Regions from separate parts of the Homo sapiens genome. Here regions 1 and 3 are each linked to region 2. The links are chromatin contacts, found by Hi-C or POLR2A ChIA-PET in ENCODE. All regions are on one chromosome and are shown on one strand. Each heading gives the region's core, a stretch centred on a gene start or an enhancer-like site at or near the end of the contact. The rest is flanking DNA. Distances are from core to core; before and after follow the strand shown. Region 1 has its middle 97 kb from the start of PHLDA1-AS1. Region 2 has its middle 33 kb from the start of PHLDA1-AS1. Region 3 has its middle 77 kb from the start of PHLDA1-AS1.

What was found. A loop is a pair of places that touch in the nucleus more often than their neighbours do. ChIA-PET counts read pairs that join two places held with the same protein, here RNA polymerase II (POLR2A). Pooled maps may share reads with other maps.
Region 1: a map of endothelial cell of hepatic sinusoid shows a loop between it and region 2 (4-fold over the local background). The contact joins two enhancer-like sites. A Hi-C loop is called at or near these places in 5 of 168 maps with a recorded cell type or tissue (CD14-positive monocyte, Caco-2, HepG2 and 2 more), 9 of 37 single-sample maps with no recorded cell type and 13 of 50 pooled maps. POLR2A ChIA-PET finds 5 or more read pairs at or near these places in 7 of 52 experiments (A549, GM12878, HepG2 and 4 more).
Region 3: a loop to region 2 is called in a map of mammary epithelial cell, with 5 times the contacts of the local background. The contact joins two enhancer-like sites. A Hi-C loop is called at or near these places in 4 of 168 maps with a recorded cell type or tissue (CD4-positive, alpha-beta T cell, Caco-2, HepG2 and 1 more), 4 of 37 single-sample maps with no recorded cell type and 10 of 50 pooled maps. POLR2A ChIA-PET finds 5 or more read pairs at or near these places in 11 of 52 experiments (A549, AG04450, Caco-2 and 8 more).

Annotation. Positions count from the first base shown.
Region 1 is chr12:75,931,371-75,935,556 of GRCh38, forward strand. No RefSeq gene overlaps it. Among named protein-coding and RNA genes, the nearest start is that of PHLDA1-AS1, 97 kb to the right of the region's middle. Within about 2 kb of position 2,526, at least 5 of the 41 ENCODE cell types and tissues checked have a DNase peak (open chromatin) inside an H3K27ac peak, as active enhancers do.
Region 2 is chr12:75,995,049-75,999,011 of GRCh38, forward strand. No RefSeq gene overlaps it. Among named protein-coding and RNA genes, the nearest start is that of PHLDA1-AS1, 33 kb to the right of the region's middle. Within about 2 kb of position 2,248, at least 3 of the 41 ENCODE cell types and tissues checked have a DNase peak (open chromatin) inside an H3K27ac peak, as active enhancers do; they include mammary epithelial cell, where a contact is called at or near this core.
Region 3 is chr12:75,951,751-75,955,532 of GRCh38, forward strand. No RefSeq gene overlaps it. Among named protein-coding and RNA genes, the nearest start is that of PHLDA1-AS1, 77 kb to the right of the region's middle. Within about 2 kb of position 1,998, at least 6 of the 41 ENCODE cell types and tissues checked have a DNase peak (open chromatin) inside an H3K27ac peak, as active enhancers do; they include mammary epithelial cell, where a contact is called at or near this core.

The sequences.
Region 1 (4,186 bases), core at 1,276-3,775, 63 kb before region 2:
AACCCAGCCCTCAGTACTACGTGAGGTTGCTGATACAAATTCAGCTAACACTTATTATCTTATTATCTGCCTTGCATTGTGGCAGAGGCTTTTTTAATCAATCATCTTACTTAATTCTCAAAACAACCTTATGTGCTAAGTCTTCTTAGAGCACATTATTCAGATGGTGATTTTGAGGTTGCCCAGTTAATCAGTAGCACAATTCTCAGCATGTAGCATGTAATCCTGAAATCAGCTTTGAATAGAGGTGACCCACTGATGACCAAAGTGTCCCATCAGCTCATAGATAGTCATCTGGGCTCACACAGTTTTTTTAATGTAGTGCTACATTTTAAAATCTGACATATTGGCTGGGCGCAGTGGCTCATGTCTGTAACCCTAGCACTTTGGGAGGCCAAGGCAGGTGGATCACGAGGTCAGGAGTTTAAGACCAGCCTGGCCAAGATGCTGAAACCCCGTTTCTACTAAAAATACGAAAATTAGCCCGGTGTGGTGGCACTCGCCTGTAAGCCCAACTACTCGGGAGGCTGAGGCAGGAGAATCACTTGAATCCGGGAGGCAGGGGTTGCAGTGAGCCGAGATCAAGCCACGGCACTCCAGCCTGGGTGACATCGCAAGACTCCATCTCAAAAAAAAAAAAAAAAATTACATATTCCCTTTAAAATATCAGGTTTCCCATTTCTTCTGAAAAGTGGGATGACCCAGCAACATTAGGCCCACATGTTGACAACTAACTGGAGCTAAAGAGAAAACAGCTGACTTGATCACACACACACACACACACACACGCACCCCTACATTCTGTGAATGCACACTCAATACATAAAACTGCCTCACTCACTACACAACCAGCCTGGATCCTGGCCATAGAATATACCTTTGTTCTTTGCTTATCCCGAACTCTAATTTAGTTCATCCTCCACTAATTTCCTACTTGGAGTCAACTGTTCACACTTATTCTCACTTCTTTTCAAAGTCCTCTTCTCTTTAACTAGCACTGTGGGCTTCTAGTCAGCTTCTCACCATGGTCCTTTCTACATTGTTGACACACTAAGTGGATGCCTCACCCATCTTCCAGCCCTGGAGTCATTGTTCAAAAGAGAAGCAGGATTTTCTGAGAGGTGGCTAAAGTTCAGGAGGCTGTCAAATTCCTGTGACACTAAAACCAGGAATATAGACTGATGATGGGAGATTAACACTTTCATAGCACCATCAGTTCCTATTTTCCTACAACCACATTCATTGCTATTTACCTATTTTTATCAGCCATTTTTGACCCTTCAGACCCAGAAAAGATTGGCAACTAAAATAAGCTATGCAAAAGAAAAATCCAAAGAATACTTTTTCCTCCTAAATTAGCAGACCCAACATATCTAAATATTAAACACCACCTAAAAACAAGGCAGTATTCAATAAAAATCTCTGCATTTCTTCCCACACTATCTACCCAGCAGGATGATACAAAAAATTATAAAGAAATAGAGTCCAAAATACAACGCTTGCATAAGTTTTAAAAGCATTGCTTGATATGCAAAGATACTAAAAAACAAAAGAAAAAATGTGCTATATTAAATGACAAGCAAAAACTTGATCGCTGTATGTTAATTATGTGTTATTCCAAAGAAATACAGGAAGAAAGGCTATAGCTGAAAGATCAAGAGTTGGCAGAATTGTTTATTGCTAAATTCTCTGTGAAGCAGCCTTATAAATGAGCCTTTCAGTAAATTCATTAACTAGCTGGTCTCAGTCTTAAACTGTCTGGCAAGGAATTGTGCTTATTGGCTAATAAGGCTAGCAACACCCTAAATGTGTTTGCTCATATACATTAATTCACTCAAAAAGTAATTAACGGGTCTAAAAGACTCAGTTCTGGGAGTCCTACTGACGTATGTGGTATAGCCATCCCATATTTTCCATGTTAACAAACTCTTTTCCATTGCATCTGGCTGAAGGCATCGCCTATCCTGGTGTTTATGACTCATGTAGTAGGGCCAAGACTGTTGCTCAAACAAGTTCTGATGGTTGAAACATTAGCCAGCAAGCCCCTTGGCCTCCCAGAAGCTCTAAGATGTCTTACTGTACCTCTTTCTCTGAATATCCTAAAATGCTGCTAACACTCGTCCCCCTGAACTATTATTGCTTTAACTGTATTTAAGGATGTTGCCTACAATTAGCTTTGAATATAGCAGTTTAGAGAGCAATATAAAAATGGTGTAAATGGTCAGTGAATGCATGAATGATCAATACATCAGAAAAGTGAAAAAAAAAAAAACTGGAACTGGTTAAAAGTTTTCAAAATAATTATTTCATAGGAACATTAATGAATACTTCATCTGGTCTCATGAAAAAGGAGTCAAGATCAAACAAAAGGAGTGTCTAATTATTAAACAACTATTTTTCTATGTTAGTGGAAACAAATCAAACTCTCAAACAATATGAAAACTATTTGTATACCTTTGGGAATATATATAAAAAAAATATGTGATGGATTCAGCTATGAAACAATGCTTTGTCTAACTGCCTGGTTACATGGTGCCTGAATAGAGGGTGAGGATGAGGAAAGAGATGACAAATCCACAGGAAATGATGAAAGAAATTCAGCCCAGGATTTGAAAATTACAATAAGTAATCTGCAATGCAGATAATCTACATAAAGAGTAAAGACAAATCACTGAAAACAGGCTGCATGCGGTGGCTCAAGCCTGTAATCCCAGCATTTTGGGAGGCCGAGGGGGGCAGATCACCTGAGGTCAGGAGTGCAAGACCAGCTTGGCCAACATGGAGTAACCCCATCTCTATTAAAATACAAAAATTAGCCGAGCATGATGATGGGTGCCTGTAATCCCAGCTACTCAGGAGGCTGAGACAGGAGAATCACTTGAACCCAGGAGATGGTAGCTGCAGTGAGCCGAGATCACACCACTGCACTCCAGCCTGGGGGGCTGAGCAAGACTCCATCTCAAAAAAAAAAAAAAAAAAAAAAAAAAAGAAAAGAAATTACTGAAAACAGCTAACTTCAAATTCAGCAAACTAAGTCAGATTCCGCTATGGCAAAGAGTTTGCCAAAAGTTATACTTTTGACCACAGTATTAGAATAGGAAGGAAGTAATACTGAAGACAAAATTCACTAAAATATTTTGGTTTCAGTTGGAACAAAAACATTCTCCTTTAAGGAACTGGTATTGTGGAGACTTGATGATATTCTAGGAAATGAAATGAGATAATGTTTTCGAAATAGCCCCACGATAATGTCAATGAGTAATTTCAGTTCTTATCACCATATGATGTGGTTAGTGAGCAGTACTGATACGGAGGGGAAAAAAAAGGTGTCAGAATGTTAAAAAAAAAAAAAAAAAAAAAAAGCCTCCCTCTCTCAGGAAAACAGCAATCAACAGCTACTGCTGCTGGACAAAAACCTAACACTTCTCAGTCATGGGGGAAAAATGTCTGAAAATGAGTTTCACTGTTTCTCAGCAAATGTTGGCTTAAATATCTTGGCTGTGCCCATCAGAATACCTATGCCCAGCTTCATAATCATAAAGAAAACAGGATTCCAGGTCATTTGTGCTACAAGAGACTCAAAAGGTCATTTGGCCCATGTCCAAATTGACACTAACTTTTCTCTATTACACAGCACACAAACTGCAGAGTCAGATCTATGGAACCAGGTCTTTCTCCTCTTCCTTGATCTATTTCTCTTCTTCTTTTAAAAATAACATAGATTGGCCAGGCATGGTGGCTCATGCCTGTAATCCCAGCACTTTGGGAGGCCAAGGCAGGTGGATCGCCTGAGGTCAGAAGTTCGACCCCAGTCTGGCCAACATAGTGAAACCCCATCTCTACTAAAAATACAAAAATTAGCGAGGCATGGTGGTGCATGCCTGTAATCCCAGCTACCGGGGGGCTGAGGCAGGAGTATTGCTTGAACCTGGGAGGAGGAGGTTGCAGTGAGCCGAGATCGTGCCACTGCACTCCAGCCTGCGCAATAGAGTGAGACTCTGTCTCAAATAAAAAAAAAATTAAAATAAAATAAAAATAACATAGATCAGGGTAGAAATATTGCTGAAGCTCAGTTGCAAATCTACGAAAGTACAAAAAGCTACCCACCTTGGTTCCATTTTCTCACCTCCCATTTACTTCTCACATAGTGTAACTGTCTCTGGGACACTTTTTATCCCTGCCTATT
Region 2 (3,963 bases), core at 998-3,497:
TCACCCAGGCTGGAGGGCAGTGGTGTGATAATAGCTCACTGCAGCCTTCACCTCCTGGGCTCAAGCAATCCTCCCATATCAGCCTCCTGAGTAGCTGGGACCACAGGAGAGCACCACTGATCCAGGCTAATTTTTAAATTTTTAGTAGAGACAAGGTATTGCTATGTTTCCCACACTGTCCTAATCCTAACATAACTATATAATTTACTATCTAAACTAGGTCTCTATTATGTAGGACAAATGTTAAACCAACTGAGTCAAGAGAAAAACAGGCATTAGCCACATTGTCCAAAGCAAAGTAAAATCTACCTACATATTAGGTTTTTCCTCCTTAATCCAGCTATTTCTGATAGCAACACCATAAATTAAGTGGCTAATTATATTTGAAGTACTAAATAGCTAATGTAGTTCTTTAAAGCAAGGTCAATTGAACTATAATTTACACAATAAAAATTAACTTTATTTAAGTATACAGTTTATTAATTTGAACCATCATAAAGAGTTGTGTAACCACAACAATCAAGATATAGGATATCTCACCATAAAAGTGCCCTACATAGTTCACCCTCTCCCCACCCCATCTGTCCCTGTAGTTTTGCGTTCCCCAAATGTTATATCAAAGTAATCAAATCATGTAGCTTTTGAGTTTGGTTTCTGTCAGTTAGCACAATGTATCTGAGATGTATCCATGTGGTTGTAGTATCAGTAGTCCACTCCTTTCTATTGAGAAGTAGTCTGGATATACTACAAGTTGTTCATCTATTTCATTCACCAGTGGATAGACATTGGGCTGTCTTCCAATTTTCAGGGATTATGAATAAAGCTGATGTAAACATTCACATACAGGTTTCAGTGTGGGTATATGTCATTATTTCTCTTGTGTAAATATCTAGAAGTGGGAATTATGGGTTATATGGTAAGTGTACATTTAACATATAAGAAACTGCCAACTATTTTTTCAAAGTGCCCTTCCTTTTTTGCATTCCACCACCAATGTATGAGAATATCAGTAACTCCACATCCTTGCCAGCACTCCATGTTCTCAGTTTTTTTAAGCCATTCTAATAGGTATCACATCGTGGTTTTAACTTTCCTTTTTTTTTTTTTTTTTTTTTTTTGAGACATAGTCTCTCTCTGTCACCCAGGTTGGAGTGCAGTGGTGCAATCTCAGCTCACTGCAACTTCCACCTCCCAGGTTTAAGCAATTCTCCTGCCTCCGCCTCCCAAGTAGCTGGGATTACAGGCACATGCCACTGTGCCCGGCTAATTTTTTGTATTTTTAGTGGAGACAGCGTTTCACCATGCTGGCCAGGCTGGTCTCGAACTCCTGACCTCATGATCTGCCCACCTCCACCTCCCAAAGTGCTGGGATTACAGGAGTGAGCCACCATGCCCGGCCTAACTTTCTTTTTTTTAATGACTAATGATGTTGAATATCTTTTCACGTGTTTATTGGTCATCTGTGTATCTTTATTGATGAAATGTCCATTTAAATCTTTAGCTCATGTTTGGATGTTATTATTGCTTGTTCTATTTTTATTAAGTGGTGAGAGTCTGTCATATATTCTGGATAGCTAACATATTTTTTGAAATTAAAAACTGTATGATTGCTATCTGTTTCACAATGGAAATATACTTAACACTAATGAACTGTACACTTAAAAATGGTTAAGATGGTAAATTTTATGTTATGTGTTTTTTACCCCAATTTTTTTTTAAAGTGTATGATTGCTGAATTTCACTCTAGAAGTCAGATTGCAATGTGCGCTTTTCCAGGAAATCATCCAAGAAGCCAACTGCTAATATTGCCTCGTACCCCAGAATCCAATGTCTACAACTCTAGAAAGGCCAGAGAACTGGTCCCAGGCCCAGCCAAGATGAGTTATTCTTGGAGATCCAAGGATGATGAAGCACATGGGAAATTCCTGGTGAAAGGCATGGTGGGATATCCAAGATTATTACTGAAAGGCACTATGGGATATCCAAGATTGTTAGTGCAAGCTTGAGTGATATCCAAGACTCTTGGTGCCAGATACTGGGAGATATCCAAACATCTGTGAAATCCAGTCCTCTGCTTTCAAGAAGTTGCCTTCTAGCTGGGATAATAAGACACAGAAAATTAACAATACCAAGTTGCACAAAATTAGTGCTAAATGAGTACTGCAGACATAGGAGTTCCAGATGTCCAGAGTAGCAAAAAGGGCCCCAAGAGACTTTACAGAAACTCCAAAAGTGGACATGTTTGGGCAGCAGTAAATAGAAAAAAGTTTGCTGGAACTCCGGGGACTCTTACTAAGTGTCAGATAACCATATCTGAGAAAAGTATTTCCTACCACATAGGGTTATCATAATGACTAAATACATATAAAGTTCCTGTGGCAAGGACATAATAAATGCCCTCAGGGTTCTAGTTAGTATTTTATAATTTCTCCTGTAATGTACATATTATTATCTCAATTTAAACTTTTTATTTTGAACTAATTTTAGACTTACATAAAAGTCACAAAAATAGTATAGAGCATGTTCTTATATCCCTCACCCTGCTTCCTTTAATGTTAACATCTTACATAACCATGGTATAATGATCAAAGAGTAAATTAACATTGGTGCCAACATTATTAACTCAAAAGCAGACTCTATTAAAATTTCACCAGTTTTTCTGCTAATGTCCTTTTTCTGGTCCAAGATCCATCCAGAATCCTATATTGCATTTGTTGTTGCCTTGATTTCCTCCTGTGCCTGTTGCTCATTCTTTCCTGTTTTTCCTGACCTTGACACTTTTGAAGAGTGCTGGTCAGTTATTTTGTAGAATGTCCTTCCGTTTAGGTTTGTGTGATGTTTTCTCATGATTAGAATGAGCTTATACAATTTGGGCAAGCATATTAGAGAAACGATGCTATGTTCTTCTCGGTGCATCATAGTAAGTTATTGTGTCCATTTTCAAGATGAAGATTCTGAGGCTCAGAAAAGGATCCACAGCTAATGAGTAGCAACACCTAGATATGGAAACAAAATTTGACTGTCACCGGCTGCCTCTGTACAGGAAATGGATGAAAAAACATTTGGGGGCTGGACACAGTGGCTCACGCCTGTAATTCCAGAATTTTGGGAGGCCAAGGCGGGCAGATCACTGGAGGTCAGGAGTTCGAGGCCAGCATGGCCAACATGGTGAAACCTCGTCTCTACTAAAAATAAAAAAATTAGCCAGACGTGGTGGTGCATGCCTGTAATCCCAGCTACTTGGGAGCCTGAGACAAAAGAATCGCTTGAACCCAGGAGGCAGAGGTTGCAGTAAGCCAAGATCGTGCATCACTGTACTCCAGCCTGGGTGACAGAGAAAGATTCCTTCTAAAAAAATAAAAAATAAAAAAAGTTTGGAATGAGACTTTGTAAAAGTCAGAGGGACTTTGTAAAAGTGGGAGGTGTTGGAATGCAAAACTGATGAGTTAGAGCTGTATTCAGAGATTGGGTAATTATTAAAAGAGCTTGAGCAAGGTATTAAGACATGAAAAGCAGTATTTGGAGGCAATTAACCTGAACACAGGACAGGCATATCTTTGAGATATTGCAGACCACCACAAAGAAGTAATTATCATAATAAAGCAAGTCACACAAAGTTTTTGATTTCCTAGTGCATGTAAAAGTTATGTTTACACTATACTGTAGTCTTTAAGTGCACAATAACATAATATTTGAAACAATAATGTGCATACCTGAATTTTAAAATGCTTTATTGCTAAAAAATGTTAACAATTATCTGAGCCTTCAGTGAGTCATAATCTTTTTGCTGGTAGAGGGTCTTGCCTCGATGTTGATGGCTGCTGACTAATCAGGATGGTGATTACAGAAAGTTGGGGCAGCTGTGGCAATTTCTTAAAATTAGACAACAATGAAATTTGCCATAAGGATTTCTCTGTAGCATGCAATATGTTTTGATAGCATTTTATCCACAGTAGAACTTCT
Region 3 (3,782 bases), core at 748-3,247, 44 kb before region 2:
TCAAAGAGCAGAAGAGAAGTTATTATGAAAAATCTTACTCAGCAAACAATAAAAGATAAAATTCCACTAGTTAAAGAGCAATTTTAAAATAGTTACAAACATGAGTCAAATAATGAACACATGTTAACACATATTCAATTCACTGGTGGGGAGCCAGAAGCATGATCAAGCTGGTTTAAAGGCCATTTGGGGACCTGGGTACTCAGAAAAATTAGTGAAATTTGTAAAAGAGAATGTATGAATAAGATTACTAGTTAAGTCAAAAGAGGTTAATGTCCTACAGGGCAATGAAACCATAATCTTTAGAGTTATCTTTTATACCGGACATAAACCTAAATGAACATGTGACCTCACAGAGTCTAGGCCTTGTCAGTAGTAAATAATGAGTAATCCTTGGTGGCCTTTTAAACATTTTCCCATTGTGACATTGATAAGACATGCTGTTCCTCTTCTTTTTTTTTTTTTTTTTTTCTGAGACAAAGTCTCACTCTTTTTGCCAAGGCTGGAGTGCAATGGTGCGATCTCGGCTCACTGCAACTTCTGCCTCCCAGGTTCAAGCGATTCTCCTGCCTCAGCCTCCCGAGTAGCTGGGATTACAGACATCTGCCACAGTGCCCGGCTAATTTTTGTATTTTTAGTAGAGATAGGGTTTTACCATGTTGGCCAGGCTGGTCTCGAACTCCTGACCTCAGGCAATCTGCCCACCTCGGCCTCCCAAAGTGCTGGGATTACAGGCATGAGTCACCACGTCCGGCCCCCTCTTTTTTCTTTATTTCCAAGTTTGCAATTTTTTAAAAAAACCTCTGAAGCTGTGCTTAAATAAAAATTAGATTCTAGTACTACACATCAGAAGAGCTATTATTGAAAAGCCATTCCTAAATTTTGGGTTGTTCTCACCCCTGATTTGAAACAACGATTCCCCATCTCACAAGCCACCAAGTTTGCCTCCCTTTTGTCTCTCCCTATTCTAGTAAAGCCCTGAAAGTTTACTGCGAAAGCCATCTGGTTCTGTCCTCTGCACACGAGCACAGATTACACAAATTGCTTTCCCACTTTTAGAAGAAATATCACAATCTGCCACACTAACGTCAAACAAATTCCACCTGAGAGAAAAATGCTTCTTTTAAGCAAACATGAGTCTTCACTCTCTTGTCCTGGCCATGCACTAATGACCAATCAGCTACCTTTCTTAGTAATCACCTTCATTTTATTGGAAAGCCAATACTACTCTCCAAGCAAAATAATCACTGTACCTTTAACTTCCTCCTAGGTTTAGTTTTCCAATTCTAAATTCTCTTTGGGGACCCTTTTAAATTTGTCTTAATCTGATAGATGAAAATGCTCTCCTAAAACTCCTAGGACAAGCACTCCCACAAATACTGAAATAGATTACATTTCCTTTGCCTGTTTATACCTCCTGTCAGAGTAAAACATGCAAAACTCAGAAAAGAATGTAAATGAAAAACAATAGCAAAAAAATAAATAAATAAAAAGCAAGTAATTGCTTTGGGCTGGGAATTTGCTGTTTGTTGAATGTGCTGGATTTTTTGGTGGGTGGTAGTGCCCCTGATCTGCTACAGGAGTCCATGGCACCAAGCTGGGAAGCACCGGCCTCTGCCTACAGCACACGCACTCCAGACTTCCTCATAAATGAGGCCCATGAAGACCAAAATGAAGGGAAAAGCCTAGCATGTAAATATCTCATTAGCCTGGGCCTGGGCTGGTTGCCCAGCACTGATTGGGTTCCCAGTGACTTCTTTTAGGATTGGGGCCAGGACTTATTTTTATGTTCGATCTTGAAGCAATTTATTCAGTTCCCACAAACCTCCTGGTATTGTGAAAACTTCAGAGTCCACAGTGGCAGTCTCTGAGAAGGGTGTTTGAGTAGACTAGCCAGGAGAGAGAAAGACAAAATGCCACAAAGACACATAATGAAGTAGAGAGCCGTACCCCTATTGGTGAGAACAGTCCAAGTTTTGATCTGCCAGTCAATCTCCAGAGCTAAATTCCCACACCAGCTTGAGTAATCAGCTGTCACACCCTCCAAGGGAAAACCTCCCATGTAGGAGGTCATGAGGGAAAAGAGGCAATGGACAGGGAAATTTCATGTACCGATCACTAACACATTCCCAACCCTGCACAAGGTGCTTTAGCTAAATTATTCTTCAAATTAACCCCATGAAGAAGGACAAGAAATAAGAACCTATAGCCACCGTGTCATCAACCCCCATGCTCACCTTTAATTCAATGAACAAACTCAGGCCATGTATAAAACTTGGGAAGCCAACTTCAGTGCCAGAATTAATTATGTAACTTGAATAAAACCAGATTTAATGATTCCTTTTCACTTGACTCCCATCACAGGCTCATTAGTAAGGACAGAAATTTACCCCAAAGTGAATCACACGTAAGAAGGGCTACTCAGCATTCTTGGAGGATGAATGGTAAATGTCCTCCCAGTTGCCTAGAGACGCTGAATATACAGACAGCTATGGCTCATGGAGGGATTTTTTTTTTTTTTCTCCCTCTGACCTCTAGCCAGACTTGGGCTGAATATCAAAGGCCAAGTTCTTGGTCACATTCATATCTCCCTGGGCCTCTAGAAAAAGGTTGAGTGGGTTAGCTGAGGTGCAATAGTCAGCACTTTTCAGCAGGCAGGAACCATCCGTGCTGAAGGAAAGATAGCACACAGGGTGCCCAAAGTCATAGGTTTCTTGAAAGTCACAGGATTTTTGAAGAAGACAGGAACTATGTTTTTTAACATATGCTACTAAAACTCCAACCTGTGATCCTAAGAAGCTGAGGATATGGAAAAAATCTGATGGTACTAAAGCTTTCCATTCCCAAAGGAAGCAATGACCTTTGACATTTATTCATTCAGTTATTTCTCCAACAGGTAGTTATTGAGAGGTTACTATAGACTAGAGACCATTCTAGGACATGGGCAGCAGTGAACAAGACAACAGTGACAAAAAGATTCTTTCGTTTTTCTAGTTAAAGTAATAAGTGCTTGGTGACAAAAACTATAAAATGGAGGTAAACTGGAAAGAGTAACCACCTGAATCCTCCCAACCAGGAAAAAAACAAAAACAAAAACAAAAAAACAACTGTTAACTTCATGGGGTGTACACTCTCCTTTTCAATCTATTTCTTTTTTTTTCCTCTTTTTTCTTTTTTAGAGATAGGATCTTGCTCTGTCACTCAGGCTGGAATACAGCGGCATAATGATAGCTCACTGCAGCCTCAAACTCATGGGCTCAAATGATTCTCCTGCCTCAGCCTCCTAAGTAGTGGGGACTACAGGTTCTCACCACCACACCTGGCTGCTTTTAATTCTTTGTAAAGGCGGGTCTCACTATATTGCCCAGACTGGTCTTAAACTCCCAGCCTCAAATGATCCTCAGGCCCTGGCCTTCCAAAGCACTGGGATTACAAGTGTGAGCCATATTTGCAGTCCAGTTAAAGACTAATTTCCTAATTCCAATAGTAAGACTAGTAAGACTTTTTTCTTTTTAACAAGTGAGTTAGACCCAATAGAAATGAAGAAAACAAAAAGGAAATTCAATGGATCCCCAAGCCCTCCTCACTCACCCCCTGGGCTGCTGGCCAGGAGAGAGCAAGTGCTGCAGCCCCCACAGCTCCCAGTTGACTGCAGGAATGCAGGGGGCAGCATCATGATAGCCTCAAATACCTACAGGCCCTGGTTCATAGCCTTGGGTTCACCTGCCCAGGCAGGGGAGAGAAAATTCCATCAGTGAGTATAACAACACACCGTCCTGCAG